Regions from separate parts of the Mus musculus genome. Here region 1 is linked to region 2. The links are chromatin loops, found by intact Hi-C in ENCODE. Cell type or tissue: heart. All regions are shown on one strand. Links, peaks and the distances in the headings refer to the core of each region. The heading gives the core; the rest is flanking DNA. Region 1 has its middle 10 kb from the start of Gm46832. Region 2 has its middle 34 kb from the start of Gm32496.

Region 1 (8,337 bases), core at 49-8,048, 440 kb after region 2:
CTAATAACACATGCAAGGAGTTTCTCATTGTATTTGTCTGATTGATGCTCCAAACATGTCTGTTGTTCAAGATGGCAGCTCCCTAAAAGCCTGCCTGCAGGCACAGTGAGTGGGGGTTCTTTCAGGACGGCCGGCCCGTCATTCTTTAGTCTGCTGGGAGGACTAGGTCAACACTTCAATTTAAAAGCTCTCTCTCCTGACCACATGGCAACAGGCAGAGCAGCAAGCAAGGTTTTACGTTCTCTCCTGCAGGGTTTCAATTGTTGAAGTTCTGTTGTTTATCATTTACGTCCGTTTTTAAAAAATGCGTGAAATAGTTAGCAAATATTTCACTTCAGCTGTGAAGCAAGGCAGAGGAATGACATCACTCTGCCCGTCATTCACTGTCCCACTGGTGTAGAAAGTGCTTTACAAGCTGGTAAGTGCGCTTTCCGGTTGCTGGTGCAGAGTCAGATGAAGATAAATCTTCTCGAGGGAAGTTAGGGAAAGGCAGTGGGCCATTAGCTGATATTTCTGGAACACTATTCTCGTCTTCTCTAGAGGACTGAAAATGGGCACGGCAGTGCCGGCAGGATGCATGGGTGATTATCCAACATAAAACCTCCGTGGTATCCCTTCTCTGTCTATTGAGTCACAAGAAAACTAAACAAAAGGCATACCAGATTATACACACCTTAATTGTGTTACGAATACAACTTGCGGCATGATGATGTCTACAAACAGGAAATCACACTACAGTTAAAAGCAAGAGTGCAATTATTTTTCAAGCCATAAGCAGGGGCGGCTAAGCCGGGGAGCCACAGAGAGTATGGCAAGCTCCAAATCCAAGCAGACAAGACAATAATGGCTTCATTATATAAGCTGCACGACAGATGGATCTCTTTCTAAACACGTGGCCTTCTCCCACCCCACCCCAAGGCGATTATCCAATGTCACGCCCTTCTAAAGTGGTACTAAACAGAGACAACACTGACAGCCAGCAACAGCACTCTGACGTGCAGTGAGCTTTAGGGCTGATTTCTCTCCCTCAGCAGGAGTTTCAGCTTCCGGTTTCTGTGGTATCTTCACAGTTTCAGAGCACTGGGCCAAAGGGCACTTTGCAGTCAGTGTCTGCATATACCTTTCAGACTTGCCATCTGATCCTTCCAGAACAAAGTGTGGTGCTGAGCTTTGAGGTGTTCTATGAAGGTCAAAGGTCAACCAGCTAGCTCAGCACCAGACTGTGGAAGTCGGGGGGGGGGGGGGGGGGGGGGCAAGCAGGGCTCTTGCTTTAAGAAGTTTCTTACCTACTTCTGTTTCTCCTCCCTTCTTCTTCCACTCTGTCAGTCCTCTTCATATGCTTTGTCTGTCGACAACTGCATACAAGCATGCAATGTGTCGACAACTGCATACAAGCATGCAGTGTGTCAACAATTGCACACATGCATACATGGTATTTTGATGATACGTGGCCCACTCTGCACTCACTTTCTCTGAGCCTCTTCATCTCCCAGATAGTTCTTGTTGTGGGGGAGAAGGGGAGGTGGGGTTTAGTTAAGTTTGTTTATATATAAGTATGGGTTGTTATTTTTTAATTTATTCATTTTATGTGCATTGGCATTTTGCTTGCATATCTGCCCGAGGATGTCAGATCCCTTGCAACTGGACTTACAGGCAGTTGTGAGCCACCATTTGGTTCCGGGAATTAAACCCAGGTCCTCAGGAAGAGCAATCAGTGTTCTCAAGCCCTCTCTCCGGCACCCCTCCCCCACATACCCTTTGTTTTTGTAACTGGAGCATGGGCTCCCTCATTTTAGCTGATTCTCAGCAACTCTAGGAGCCAGAAACCAGCAGGAGAGATGTAGTGTGAAATATCAGTCCTAGATGGTTTAAACCTATCTCATTTTTGAGACTGGACCTTCCCTTGCTAGTACACTGTGGCGGGTGTTTCACTGTGTCGGTCTGTACTTCAACCACAGATGCTGTGTCTGCTGGTGCCAGGGGATTGGTCTCTTTTCTCTCCTGACCTTTCCCTTCTCCATGTCCTTTACTGTGGCCCCACAGTAGCTATACATGGAATTTCTATACCATGTACTTTCATGACCCCTCAGCCACGACCCTAGATGGAAATAGCATATTTAGCAAGAGAGAAATATGATAACCGTACTGTGTGAGAAAAGAATCTATTTTCAATAAAAGGAAAGAAAAAAAGAAAAAAGAAAACCCCCCTGGTGCCTGAACACATGTCGTAAGGAGTGAGTGAGGTGTTCTTGAAATGCATGGACCGAGCCAGGCGTGGTGGCGCATGCCTTTAATCCCAGCACTCAGGAGGCAGAGGCAGGCAGATTTCTGAGTTCAAGGCCAGCCTGGTCTACAGAGTGAGTTCCAGGACAGCCAGGGCTACACAGAGAAACCCTGTCTTGAAAAACCAAAAAAAAAAAAAGAGGGAGAAAAAAAAAAGACAAAAAGAAATGCATGGACCCACATGTCATGTCTTCATCAGTATCCTCTGTAAGATGCTTTAATAGCCCAGTACATGTAAGAGCAATTTGAAGCAGCTTCAATCAATACTGAGGTAATACATAGCATGTAATAATGGAGTACGCCATCAACCCCACTTCAAAAAGTCCTAGCAAAAGAAATCACTCGGTTGATTATCAGTCACAGCCTGGACTGCAATCCCGCAGGTCTTAATTCTAATACTTACGTTTTATATTTTTATAGTGTTCGTCATGAAAACTCTCCCAGGGATAATGGATTGGATCTGTGTTTACTTTTCTGTAGACTGGCATGATGCTAACTAACAAGGTACTAAATTTTTCTTGAATATGCTTAGCTACACATTAGATGGTAAATGTGACTCCCGGGGCTTGAAACAGTGTAGGACTAAATCCATAGCTAAGCTTATTTATCAAATGTTGTCAGCATAATCGATGCACTAACCATATTCCAGAGAAACACACCTGCTCGTGCAAACGGTGCTGTCTGCTTCTGCAGAGAGAGTGCATTGAGTGTGTCTCAGCAAAGCATAGAGGCTTCTGCCTGAGTCAAGCTCGAACTGAGTTCCAATTTGCAACACTCACAGCCTTTGTGTTAGCGGCATTTTTTTCTGTTTTTGCTTGTTTGTTTGTTTTCTAAAGACAGGGTTTCTCTGTTTAGTCCTGACTGGCCTGGAACTCGATCTGTACACAAGGCTGGCCTTGAGCTCAAGAGCTCCACCTGCCTCTGCCTCCCAGTGCTGGGATTAAAGGCGTGGGCCACCAACAGGCAGCTGCAAATTATGGCTCTGTGCTTTTGTTTTCGTTTTGTGAGAGCATTTTCTCAATTGAAGTTCCCACCTTTCCGATAACCCTAGTTTGTGTCAAGATAGTCACTGTTTTATTCCTGTGAAGAGACATCATGACCAAGGCAACTCTTATTTTAAAAAGCATTTAATTGGAGGTTTGCTTACAGTTTTAGAGGGTTAGGTTAGTCAATGGTCATCATGGTGGTAAGCAGCTAAGCAGAGTAATGGAGGGGTAGCTAAGAGCTTTACGTCCTCCACAGGCAGCAAGCAGAGAGAGAGCGCGCGTGCGTGCGTGCGTGCGTGCGTGCGTGCGTGTGTGTGTGTGTGTGTGTGTGTGTGTGTGAGAGAGGCGTGTGTGTGTGTGTGTGTGTGTGTGAGAGAGAGAGAGAGAGAGAGAGGCGTGTGTGTGTGTGTGTGAGAGAGAGAGAGAGAAAGAGAGAGAGAGAGAGAGAGAGAGAGGCGGATGCAGGCACACTAGGCCTTGCCTGCACTTTTGACTTCTCAACACCTACCTATAGTGACACATGTACTCTAACTAGGCCACACCTGATTGCATTCCTGAAGCTAGTCCCCAAGGCCATCAATTTAGCCACTCCTTCATCCCGAAGCTGACTACCAAGGTCCAGCTATCAAAGTATTGAAGTCCAGCAATCAAAAGCCTCCTTTGACCACCTAATTAACATGGCCCATTAAAAGTAAACATCTCATCCTCATATGGGGTTCCCCCTTCCCTTTATAAACTGTCTATCCTGAGGCTATCCCCCCCCCCAATATCCTGCCCTTTCTTCCTTGTTCCCTCCCCTTCTCCCATGTCTTCTGTCTCTTATTCCCTTTCTCTGTCCCTCTGGGGCAAATAAATCTCCTCTATGCTGAGAAGTTGGTCCTGAGCAGATAGCAATCACTTCACATCGAGTCATCACTCAGATATCGGCCTATAGGATACCCTCCCTTAGTCCGGGTCTCGCCCTTTCCGACCTTCCGGCGCCAGCCTTCTTCATCCAACAGTGACTAACTGAACTCCTTAGATTTCTACACCTGATACACACAGTCCGTTCAGTTCGGTGCGGTTGGCAAGCTTTCCTTTCGCGTCTTGTGGCTGTACTGCTAGAATTCAGCATTTGCTCTTAGCTGTCTGAAAACCCTGTTGACAGGTTTCAGATTCCTTCATGGATCCCCATGGAGTCTCTCTGGGTGAGGGAGTCTAGGTGATGATACCCTCTGTCCCAGAGGTCGCTCTTTTGGGACTCTTCAGAAACATGGAAAAGCCCTTTCTCTCGACTTCTGCTCACCAGCCTCTGCTAGTGATAGAGACGCTCTCCTCCATCTGAAAACTGTTCATTAATGGTGCACTTTAGCACCGAACAAAAACACCGGAATGCGTCCCTGCTTTCTCTTCTGCCTTCTACGAACACTCAGTGTGACTCCTCCACTCTCTGAACTTTTCCAAACCTCATTTTAAACCTTTGTGCCTGTCCTATTTAACCTTCTGCGAGCTGCATGCATACTGCCAGCCACAGAGTCACCAGCTGAAGTGACGCCGGCCCAGGCAGCCCTGCCCCCTGCTGTGCAGCCAGTGCCTCTGCAAGAGCTCGCCCTACTTTCAGCCTCAGCACTGTCCCCACAGGACACGCCCCTTAGGTCCGTGCTGCTACCGCAGGCTCCAGCCTCCACTGCCTGCAGCTGCTTCACTCCCGCAGTCCTGTCCCCCAGTCCTGTCCCCCAGTCCTGTCCCCCCCTAGGAATTAGAGCTTCCTTAGCATGTCTGGGCCACAGGTAGTGTTTTCTCTTAGGTCCTTCTAGGCCTCTGGACGTCGCTCCAGCCCCGAGCTTCCTCCTGGAAGTCCTACAGTTTCTTTAGGTCCATGTCTGGTCTCCTGAGACCCCACCACCACCCCCCACGTCCTCTGCCACTTGTCCCATGGGTATTTATGCCTATTTTTCCTGACCAAATTATTAATAATATCCCCTTTTACGTTCCATGTTTATTTGATAAACCATACAGATAACCTTCATATATCACAAGTTCAAAGTCATCTCTGAACTTTTGAGACCCTGTTTCAAAAACAAAACCAGGGCATTTGGGAGGCTGAAATGCCTGGAGTTCAAGGCCAATTGGGATAACATGGAAAGATGCTGCCTGAAAGAAAGGAAGTGGGGTGGGGAGGGGAGGGGAGGGAAGAGACAGACAGAGAGTAAGCAAACAAGCATGAAAGAGACCCATATAAATCTCATTCATTCTGGGCAAAGTTTTACACAGGAAAACACACTTAAAATAAAAGATTTATTTATTTATTTTATGTCTATGAGTACACTGTAGCTGTACAGATGGTTGTGAGCCTTCATGTGGTTGTTAGGAATTGAATTTTAGGACCTCTGCTCGCTCTGGCTGGACCCACTTGCTCCAGCCCAAAGATTTATTTATTATTATACATAAGTACTCTGCAGCTGTCTTCAGACACACCAGAAAGGGCGTCAGATCTCATTACAGGTGGTTGTGAACCACCATGTGGTTGCTGGGATTTGAACTCAGGATCTTCAGAAGAGCAGTCAGTGCTCTTACCCGCTGAGCCATCTCACCAGCCCCCACTTTTTTTTTCAGCTTAAAAATACTGTCTTTATTCAGAACCAGAAAGAATTTAAAAATTACACCATTATGAAAGTTTAATATAGGTAGACCAGTCTGCACAGGTCAGCTCACAGACTGCGGAGGGCAAACAAGCAGACTGCAGAAGCAACACAGTTTCTGGGACAGACCCCCATTTCGGGCTCCAGACATCGGGGCACCTTCCCCACCAGAGGAGAGGTGGCCTCCTGGGAGGGCTCTGACTCCCAGAGCAGGTGAGAGAGCCATCTTGTGTCTGGTCCCTCGGAGACCAGTCTGTGCAGGTGAGCATGCAGACTGCAGAGGCAACAAATCTTCTGGGACAGGCCCTGTTTCAGGCCTTCATCTTCAGCCAGGAGGCAGGTCTGAACACCAGACCTCTGTGCACCTTCCCTGCAAGAGGAGAGCTTGCCTGCAGAGAGTACTCTAACCACTGAGACTCAGGAGAGAGCTGGACCCCTAGGACTGCTGACAGAGGCTAACAGAATCACAGGAGGAACAGGCTCCATCCAGCCAGAGACAACTATAACAACTAACACCAGAGATTACCAGATGGTGAAAGGTAAACGTAAGAATCTTACCAACAGAAACTAAGATCGCTCACCATCATCAGAACCCAGCACTCCCACCTCAGCCAGTCCTGGATACCCCAACATACCCGAAAAGCAAGATTTGGATTCAAAATCATATCTCATGATGCTGGTAGAGGACTTTAAGAAGGGCATTAATAACTCACTTAAAGAAATACAGGAGAGGCCGGGCGTGGTGGCGCACGCCTTTAATCCCAGCACTCAGGAGGCACAGGCAGGCGGATTTCTGAGTTCGAGGCCAGCCTGGTCTACAAAGTGAGTTCCAGGCAGCCAGGGCTATACAGAGAAACCCTGTCTCGAAAAACCAAAACAAAACAAAACAAAAAAAGAAATACAGGAGAAAACTGCTAAAGAGTTACAACTCCTTAAAGAAAACAGGTAGAAGTTCTTAGAGAATTATAGGAAAACACTGCTAAACAGGTAAAAGTCCTTAAAGAGGAAACACAAAAATCCCTTAAAGAATTACAGGAAAACACACCCAAACAGGTGATGGAATTGAACAAAACTGTACAAGATCTAAACATGGAAGTAGAAACAATAAAGAAAACCCAAAGGGAGACAACTCTGGAGATAGAAACCCTAGGAAAGAAATCAGGAGCCATAGATGTGAGCATCAGCAACAGAATACAAGACATGGAAGAGAGAATCTCAGGTGCAGAAGATTCCATAGAGAACATTGACACAACAATCAAAGAAAAATGCAAAATGCAAAAAGATCCTAACTCAAAACATCCAGGAAACCCAGGACACAATGAGAAGTCCAAACCTACAAATAATAGGAGTAGATGAGAATGAAGACTTTCAACTTAAAGGGCCAGTAAATATCTTGAACAAAATTATAGAAGAAAACTTCCCAAACCTAAAAACAGAGAAGCCCATGAACATACAAGAAGCCTACAGAACTCCAAAAAGACTGGAACAGAAAAGAAATTCCTCTCGACACATAATAATCAGAACAATAAATGCACTAAATAAAGAGAGAATATTAAAAGCAGGAAGAAAAAAAGGACAAGTAACATATAAAGGCAGGCCTATTAGAATTACACCAAACTTCTCACCAGAGACTATGAAAGCCAGAAGAGCCTGGACAGATGTTATGCAGACCCTAAGAGAACACAAATGCCAGCCCAGGCTAAAATACCCAGCAAAACTCTCAATTACCATAGATGGAGAAACCAATGTATTCCATAATAAAACCAAATTCACACAATATCTTTCCACAAATCCAGCCCTTCAAAGGATAATAAAGGGAAAGCACCAACACAAGGACGGAAACTATGCCCTAGAAAAAGCAAGAAAGCAATCCTTCAACAAACCTAAAAGAAGACAGCCACAAGAACAGAATCCCAACTTTAACAACAAAAATAACAGGAAGCAACAATTACTTTTCTTTAATTTCTCTTAACATGAATGGACTCAATTCCCCAATAAAAATAGACTAATAGAATGGCTCCACAAACAGGACCCAACATTTTGCTGCTTACTGGAAACCCACCTAGGGAAAAAGACAGACACTATCTCAGAGTGAAAGGCTGGAAAACAATTTTCCAAGCAAATAGTCCAAAGAAACAAGCTGGAGTAGCCATTCTAATATCGAATAAAATCGACTTCCAACCCAAAGTTATCAAAAAAGACAAGGAGGGGCACTTCATGCTCATCAAAGGTAAAATCTACCAAGATATACTCTCAATTCTGAATATCTATGCTCCAAGTGCAAGGGCAGCCACATTCATTAAAGAAACTTTAGTAAAGCTCAAAGAATACATTGCAACTCACACAATAATAGTGGGAGACTTCAACACCCCACTTCCACCAATGGACAGATCCTGGAAACAGAAACTAAACAGAGACACATAGACATTAACAGAAGTTATGAAACA
Region 2 (8,337 bases), core at 228-8,227:
TCTAAATTTAATGAGCTTTTATTTTCTTGGCTGAGTTTCACTTTTGTAGATTAAAGCTAACACCAAATTTAGGAGAGCAAGTAAAATTGTGCAAAGCACAGGGTAGTCTTTTGACACGTAGTTACCCTTTGACATTCTCCCCATGCATTCCATCCAAGGTGGGGTTCCAATGCTGGAATCTGCTTGTGTCCGTTTTTCACATAAAATATTATAGTTATTCTTTCTTCTCCTGGAGAGAGTCTGTTTTCCCATATTACTGTCCTGTGGATGGGGAGAGCACTGTCACATCCTGTGTCTGAAAAGCTCTGTGATCTGCCAGTCATGTGTAACAACATACCAGGTTCATGGCAGAAGCCTGCTGCTTCCTTGTGAAGTGAATGAACAGAAGAAATGGCTGGACCAAAGATGACTGACATAAATAAGATAAGCCTTCTTATTGCTTTCAGATGTTATTCATTTTCATTTTAAAAACTAATCCTTTGAGAATTTCATACAATGGCTTTCTATCAGTCACCTTCCAGCCCCACAATCTCTCCTAAACCCACCCCTACTTCCCATCCCCATGTTTCTGCCCCTTGTTTACTAACCCGTACAACCCAATCTTGTGCTGTCTGTTCACTTCTGGGTGTAGAGTCACCTACTAGGCTGTAACTGACTTCCCAGGAGCCACAGATTAAGGCAACATGTTCTCTCTCTCTCTCCCTAAATTTATAATCCACCAGTAGCTCCCCAACTAGGGACATAATGACCTCTCTCTCCACACTTGAACTGTTTCTGGCTTGAGCTTGCCATGCTATTGTGCATGCTACAACTGCCACAACTCACAAGTGTAACTGTCCTGCCATGTTCAGAAAACAGTGTTGTGTTGCAGTCATCCACTTCCTCTGGCTGTTATAATCTTTTTGCCCCTTCGCCATGATGATCTCTGAGCCTTGAGAAAGTCAAATGGAAATTGACTACCATAAACACACACACACACACACACACACACACACACACACACACTCAAATGGAAACCTACTACCATAGAAGCATCCTAACAGAAAGAGAGAGAGAGAGAGAGACCCATGCACACACACACACACACAATTTAAACACAGAGTTACCTGATAATAGGGGAACACTATCCATTCTGGAAACCATAAGCTATCAAATAAAAAGATGCAATGCTAGGGTTACCTCCTTTGGAGTTATTTGGTCAGTGGGGTCCCATAGACCCCAAATATTAAAGACTATTGCCAGTGCTCTTAGTTACTCTCCAGAACTTGATGGTGAGGCCTTGCTGCTGAAGTTCTAGACCACAGGAGATCAAATTGGTACTCAACTGGAATCCTCTCCTTTGCTGGATAGCTTTCATGTGCTGTAAGACACTGTGCACTCTACTGATGGAGAACCATAACCATCAGTCTTCCCAGCTGTGGGCTATACTAATGATCAACCTACAGGACATGCCTGCTAGTACAATAGAGCTCTTAATATTATGGGAGTAACCAAGCACTTTCTGATTGGACTTAAAGCTCACTCCAAAAAATAAAAATAAAAACAGGAGAGAAAAGAAATGGAACTGAGGGCCTGTGGCCACACACACCTTGTATAAAACTTACACTTAATTTCTTCTTATCACTGCATTCTGCTAAGTTGACACAGCTTTAAACCTGCTCCTAATGCTTACCTCTGTCTTCATAAGTCAGCAGATCAGTCAACCCTCACTAGAGACGCTTCTTTTTTGTGGTAGGTGACAAACTGCCATAAATTTAACACAGAGACCCAGGCACAATCTCCAGAGAATAAGAGACTAGACTGGTCTTCCTTAAACTGTGATATCTAATTTTTAAGTGTATCTCTGAGTGTGTTGGTTTAAATACGTTTGGGCCCTGTGGATTCATGTGTTTGAATATTTGGCCCGTGGGAAGTGGCACTATTAGAAAGTGTAGCCTTGTTGAAGGACGTGTGTCACTGTGGGAGTGGACTTTTAGGTCTCCTGTGCTCAGGCTCTTCCCAGTGCAGATGATGACAGCCTCCTCCTGGCTGCCTTCCGATCAAGACGTAGAACTCTTGGTTCCTCAAGCACTATGTCTACCTGCATGCTGCCATGTTTCCCACCGTGATGATAATGGACTGAATCTCTAAGCCTATAAGATAGGCCCATTTAAAATTTTCTTTATAAAAGATGCCTTGGCCATGTTGTCTTTTCACAACAATAAACCCCTAAGTAGTGTGTGTGTGTGTGTGTGTGTGTGTGTGTGTGTGTGTGTGTGTGTGAATATGAATGGAAAAGAGTATTACCTGCTCTTGCATAAGATCCAAGTTTGGTTTGGTTTGGATTTTGTTTCAGTTTTCTTTGTATTTCTATGTTTTAATTGATTGGTTGGTTGGTTGGTTGGTTGGTTGGTTGGTTAATTGATTGTTTGATTGATTGATTGATCGATTGACTGATTGATTGATTATTGGGCTTTTGTTTGGTTTTTGAGAGACAGAGAAAGAACATGAAGTTCATAGGTAGTGAGGTGAGGAGGACCTGGGAGGAGCTGGAAGAGTGGAAAAAAATATGATCACAAAGTGTGAAAAGTATTTTTAAAGCCAATAAGTACCAAATAAGAAATCTCAAAGGATTAATAACTTGACTATCAGTCACTAAGCATGTGCATACTGTATTAGGGCAAAAGGAACAATAACCTGGTGATTTTATACCATAACCAATGACAGTAACTTCAAATGAACACATCTTGAAGAAAAAAGGGTTTGCTGAACTGAAGATTAAACCTTAGTCTCACGTGAGGCGCCGTAGCACGTAGTAAGTCTACATGCATAGTCGATTTGTCATTATCGTTGTTGTTGATGGTGATGGTGGTGGTGACAGTAGAGTCTCATTATGTTGCCCAAGCTGACCTTGAGCTCTCTTGTATTCCAAGCAGGCTTTAAACTGAGTTTCCCAAGTGGTACACCCTACACCACCAGGAGTAGGTTGAGTTAATTATTTTCATTCTCTAAGTGATACTAGAAATAATTTAAAAGACAAAGCTTTTAAAATGTATTTGTGCCAAGCATGGCAGTGCATAACTCAACCTTACTACTAGGGGGTGTGAGGGCAGGAGGATCAGGAGTTCTTAGTCAGCCTTGATGATGGAGCAAATTTGGGCTACGTGAGACTTCATCTCAAAAAATCATAAATATAATAATAAACAAAATATAATAGATAACTCAGAGGCTTTTCTTCTCCTGCTTCACAATTAAAGCCTTTCCAAGTATAGGCTAGATCTAAGCCAGTCAGTGGTGGTCTGTAGGGGACACAAACAAGGCTCTGAGGAGAAGTAACTTAAACAGAGCCCAGAATGAGTACGCCCTGGGAAGGGAGTACAGAATCTGTAGAACTTTACTGCAACCTTGTGAGCTCAGTAAGCAACCCTGAGACTGGCAGAAGCCCTCGTGGAAACCATGGGTGCACAGTTTCCCCAGTGCTCACACAGCCTGAGGGGGCTGGCCACCTTTGCCTTCTCTTCTCTGCTCTCCCAAACACTAAACCATAGCCACTCTCCTCCCTTCCATCCCTCTGCCATCAGCCATTCCCAAAAATATCTTTCTTTATCTCATTCTCGTTCTTTGTAACTCTTATTTTCACGTGTGTAGAAATGACTGTGTGCCACACCCTGTGCATAAGTGCATAGAAACCAGCCTTTAGCTTGGTTGGATACTGCGCTGTTCTCTTCTGAAAACAGAACTCTAGGAAGCAAACGTCACCACTTCCTTCTCTAACAGTGGCTGCCACTGACCCACAGATAGTGTTCTCTGCCCTTCAGCACCTCTGGCAGGATGCAGACATCATCCCACGCTTCTCCCTCCAACGCTGCTGACCAGCAGTGGTCATAGCTTTCCATCACCAGGTCCTTCCCAGCTGTACATCTGTGCGTGCAGTTTTCCTGGATTGAGGACCCTCCTCCAGCACGTGTACTGATTCCAATGCCCTCCTTTGGGAACCTGGGAACACCACTCCGTCCCCTGAACGTCTCAGAATGGGCAGCTCTCTTCTCTTCCCATCACCCTTTGCTCATCACTGCCCACGGCTACCACATCGACACTGAAATCACTAACCTATCCCATGAACTTTACTGAGGGGTGTTAAGTGCCAAATGTTTAGATAGTTACTGGAAACACAGAAGGAACTACATGGAAATGAGCTTTGTCTCCGCCCACTTCACTCCCTGCACATCTAATCTATGAGGGTAAATTTACAGTAAACAATGAGACTGAATATGAATGTTTGTATTCAACAAGTGACGAAAGTCAGAACCTGTTAGGAAAATGGAGAAACAGCAACTGACAAACGTTCAGAGAATTTCCTCTGAAGCGACAGCAGAGCGCCGCGCACACAGTAGGAACTCGCTGGGTTTCCTTAACCGTTGGACAGAGCTAAAGATGAGTAGACATGAGGAACGCACGAAGGTGTACAATATCACTGCGGGGAGAGGATAGCACTGGGAAGACTTTACAAAGGAGATAGGGAGACTGGCCCATCTCACTTCCCTTTCAGGACAAAAATGTGAGATCCCTCTGAGCCACCAGGGGGCAGTGTTTAATCACAAGTGATGAGAACTCCCTGGACCAAGGCTGCACTGAATGTTTGCAGACAGTACCTTTAGGAAATAGTATATAACATAATATAATATATATATAATATAAGCAAAGTGTTATTCACTCCCTCCACATCGGTAATAAACACAACCCTCAAAGATGATAAAATGATAGTGGGATTAAAATCTATGAAGGCGGGATGCACTCATATTCAGAGTTCTGCAATTAGCCTTATCTGCCAGACTGAATCCTTACTTCCTGGTCATTTATCATCTCTGTCACTTGGCTATAGGTCCTAGCAGGTATTCATAATAGGTGCAAAGGAATTTTCCGGTTCCTCTTCGGTATTTGTGCTGTTTGAGCACTTCCAAATGCTGCTTCCTTCCTGTTGAATAGCTTTATTTAGCTTCATCTTAGGTTATTCAAACAGATGAGAGGCAATTACCTTTTTTTTTTTTTTTTTTTTTGGCTTGGTAGTGAGGAAAGCAGAGCTGCTTGCTGCTGGCTAGCAGAATGGAAAGAGTCCTCGCTGCTTGCTGCTAGAAGGAGGGAGCAAGCCCTGGCACAGTGCCATTTCTTTGCAAAACTCAGTGACCAGGTGCTTTCCAGAGTGTGTCATTCAAGACACCTAAGGATGTGATTCCTGTCAGAACTAGAGGCCCTGATTGGAGCAAAGAGGGCGTCCCACAGCTTCAGATAATCTTGCAGGAGGAACCAGACACTGTTTCAGGAAGTAAAATGCCATAAAAGTTGGAAGGAAATGACCCAGGCTTTGCTTCCTGGTTATTCAATCAACAGCTATTCACTAAACATCGTGCGTAAAATGTGCAGGAACAGCGATGGAAACACACTTCCTTGTCCTGAGAAACTAGAATTGGATTCTTTTTACAAATATGAGCAGTAGTATAAGAGAGACTAACAGTAAGAGTTCGCTGAATCACCAGGTCACCAAGTGCCCAGTGGAGATGAGATATGAGAGTGTAGATGACAGGGATGAGGTGCAGAGCTTGGCACCACACACCTGCAAGCCCAGACGCAGGGCACTGAGGCAGGAGCTTGGTTTCCTGACCAGCCTGGGACACAGGGTAAGACTGTCTCTTCTTTAAAAAAAATTTAAAAAGTATTAATTTCCTCAGCTACTAGTAATGGGCCACTTATGTTAAAAGACAGAGATATGAATAAGCCATAAGGCCTGGCAGACCATTGAATAAATCATTTATTTGTAATGCTGTGTGTGTGAGAGAGCGAGTGTGTGTTTTACTACATTGAAGATGACTAGATAATTAAAGATAGAAGATGGGCAATTAGAGTTCTCTAGAGGAACAGAACCCAGAGCCTTGCTGATGAAGGGGATTTCCTAGACCATCTTGCAAAGACTACCCACAATGGCTGTTTGAGCCTGAGAACCTCTAGTTGCTCAGACCTCGGAGCTGAATGACATCTTTAATCTGGTGCTAACACCCAAACAGTTCTTAGAAAATCACTGGTCTTCAGCTGGGTTCCGATGGCAGCCAAGGGTGGTGGCTGCTGCATCAAGGGAGATCCCAGGGAGGCACAAGACAGCCAAGAGAACAAGAGGGCACTGCTCCCCACAGACCTGTCTGTACCTGGGAGTCTGCCAGAAGATGGTGCCCACTGCCCTTATTGAATTCTCCCGGAAAGTAACCTTGCATGCCCATCCAAAGGAGTCTCTTAGCTGAATCCAGAACCTGCTAAGCTGACAAACAAGATTAACCAAAATTCATTCCTAGATCATACATACATACATACACACACACACACACACACACACACACGCGCGCGCGCGCGCGCGCGCGTAAGGAAGATAGACATACATGTAAGGAAGATAGACAGTCTCTAATGTGAGTGTAGTAATGATAGAAATGATAATGGAGGCGCTAACATAAGTGTCCTGATCTGATAGGGAGATGCTCAATGAAAGATGCTAGACATGAGCTGGCAGTGCCTCAGGGGATAAAGTCAGTCACTGGCAAACCTGAGTTTGATCTTCAGAACATACATGGTGAAGCAAAGAGAGAACTCACTTCACAAAATTGTCCTCTGATTTTTACACACTCACAAACGTAATAAAATTAATAATAATAGCAACAAAAATATTTTTCAAAAGAAAAGTAGAAAAGGTGCTATGTGAGAGATGCCATGTCCTTGCTTGGCTTCAGGAATTGACATAACTTGGGCTGTGAAGGAATGAAGAAAGGACATATACCCAGACATGGAGAAGCTAGATTCTCTGATGGAGGAACTGAAGCATCCCAGAAGCTCAGTGAATTTATTATATACTATTGAACTGGAGGGGAGGGGGGAGGGAGGGAGGGAGGGAGAGAGGGAGGGAGGGAGGGAGAGAGGGAGGGAGGGAAGAAGGGAGGGAGGGAGGGAGGAAGGGAGGGAGGAAGGGAGGAAGGGAGGAAGGGAGGAAGGGAGGAAGGGAGGAAGGGAGGAAGGGAGGAAGGAAGGAAGGAAGGAAGGAAGGAAGGAAGGAAGGAAGGAAGGAAGGAAGGAAGGAAGGAAGGAAGGAAGGAAAGGTTGTTGCATACAGCTGAACAAGGAAGTAGGCTTAGCCAATGCTGTAGGAACAGTCTCGGGGGTGGCTACGGTGAACATTTTCTATCAAGAGTCTCAAACTCAGGCCTGAGAAAGCTTTTGCCCTTCTTCTGAGCCTCACCCTGGTAAAACTGGTGCTTTGCCACTCCAATGGGGCTGAGAGTCTTTGACTGGGAAATATCCATGTCAACAATACATATTGACTCAGGACTTTACTAGCTCCCTGTAGGGGAAACTGGTGTCTTCTAACTGAACTACTGGAGAAAGGATCTTCCAGGTAGGAGGAACTTTCATACGTGCTTGGCAGAGGCAGAAACAGACCTGGTAGTCAATCACACCCAGGCTCAGGGTCAAACTGATTTACCATGGGAGGAGATGGGACCAGCAAAGGATGGGAACTGATGGTTTTGTGATCCTAAGAACAACTTTACACTACAGAGCACTGGATATATCAGAGAAGACTACAACATATATGTGTGAGAGAAAAGGTATTTTAATAGTTGAAGAGAATAATTTGTAGTAGAAAATGGTCTCAGCTGATACAACAACCAACAGCCTAAAAGGGACGCAGATAAAGACCCTGGTCTCTGTGTGAATGGCGGGGAGCACGTGTCACAGCAGTGTGTGGACGACAGACAATGACCTTGGGTGTCGGTCCTTTGCTTCCACACCTTTTGAGGCAGAGTTTTCACTGTTCACCAGCACCTGTAATAGCCTAACTAGCCTGGATTCCAGGGCTGTTCCTGTCTCTGTTTCCCATAGTCCCATAGAAATGTGGGAAATATTTCCAAATTCCCATGCATTACTGTATCAGATTTTTATATGGGTTCTGGGAATCCTACCTTGAGTCATGAGCTTACTCAGCAAGCTGGGGCCACTGCACAGCTGCCCAGCCCTCCCCAGCCCTATTCTTTCTTTCTTTCTTTCTTTCTTTCTTTCTTTTTCTTTTTCTTTTTCTTTTTCTTTTTCTTTTTCTTTTTCTTTTTCTTTTTTTTTTTTAAGTCAACACTGTCATGAGGACACTGCAGGAGCCCAGCCTGAGTAAAACGAACCCAGGGCCCTAATGAAAATGGAAAGGTGCGGTGGGGAGAGGATGTGACACAGGTTTGGGGGATGTGATGCAGGGTTAAAAGACAGAGCAGTCTAGATGAAGGAAACAAATGGAAGGTTAGTATAATTCTTAGAGTGAAGAGGAAGGGATGCCAT

The links. A loop is a pair of places that touch in the nucleus more often than their neighbours do. Peaks named below come from ENCODE experiments on the same cell type or tissue, not always from the same donor. Only the 100,000 strongest peaks of a DNase experiment are listed, where the experiment ranks them.
Region 1: it touches region 2 in a loop (5-fold over the local background); 7 of 42 quality-filtered maps call a loop at or near these places.

What each region holds. Positions count from the first base shown.
Region 1 is chr3:9,033,665-9,042,001 of GRCm38, forward strand. No RefSeq gene overlaps it. Among named protein-coding and RNA genes, the nearest start is that of Gm46832, 10 kb to the left of the region's middle. In heart, for the core only: a CTCF peak has its summit at 4,829 (motif pointing left); DNase peaks (open chromatin) are centred at 417 and 4,867; H3K4me3 peaks cover 1,091 bases; H3K27ac peaks cover 2,606 bases.
Region 2 is chr3:8,590,336-8,598,672 of GRCm38, forward strand. No RefSeq gene overlaps it. Among named protein-coding and RNA genes, the nearest start is that of Gm32496, 34 kb to the right of the region's middle. In heart, for the core only: a CTCF peak has its summit at 4,556 (motif pointing right); DNase peaks (open chromatin) are centred at 3,916, 4,546 and 5,176; H3K4me3 peaks cover 578 bases.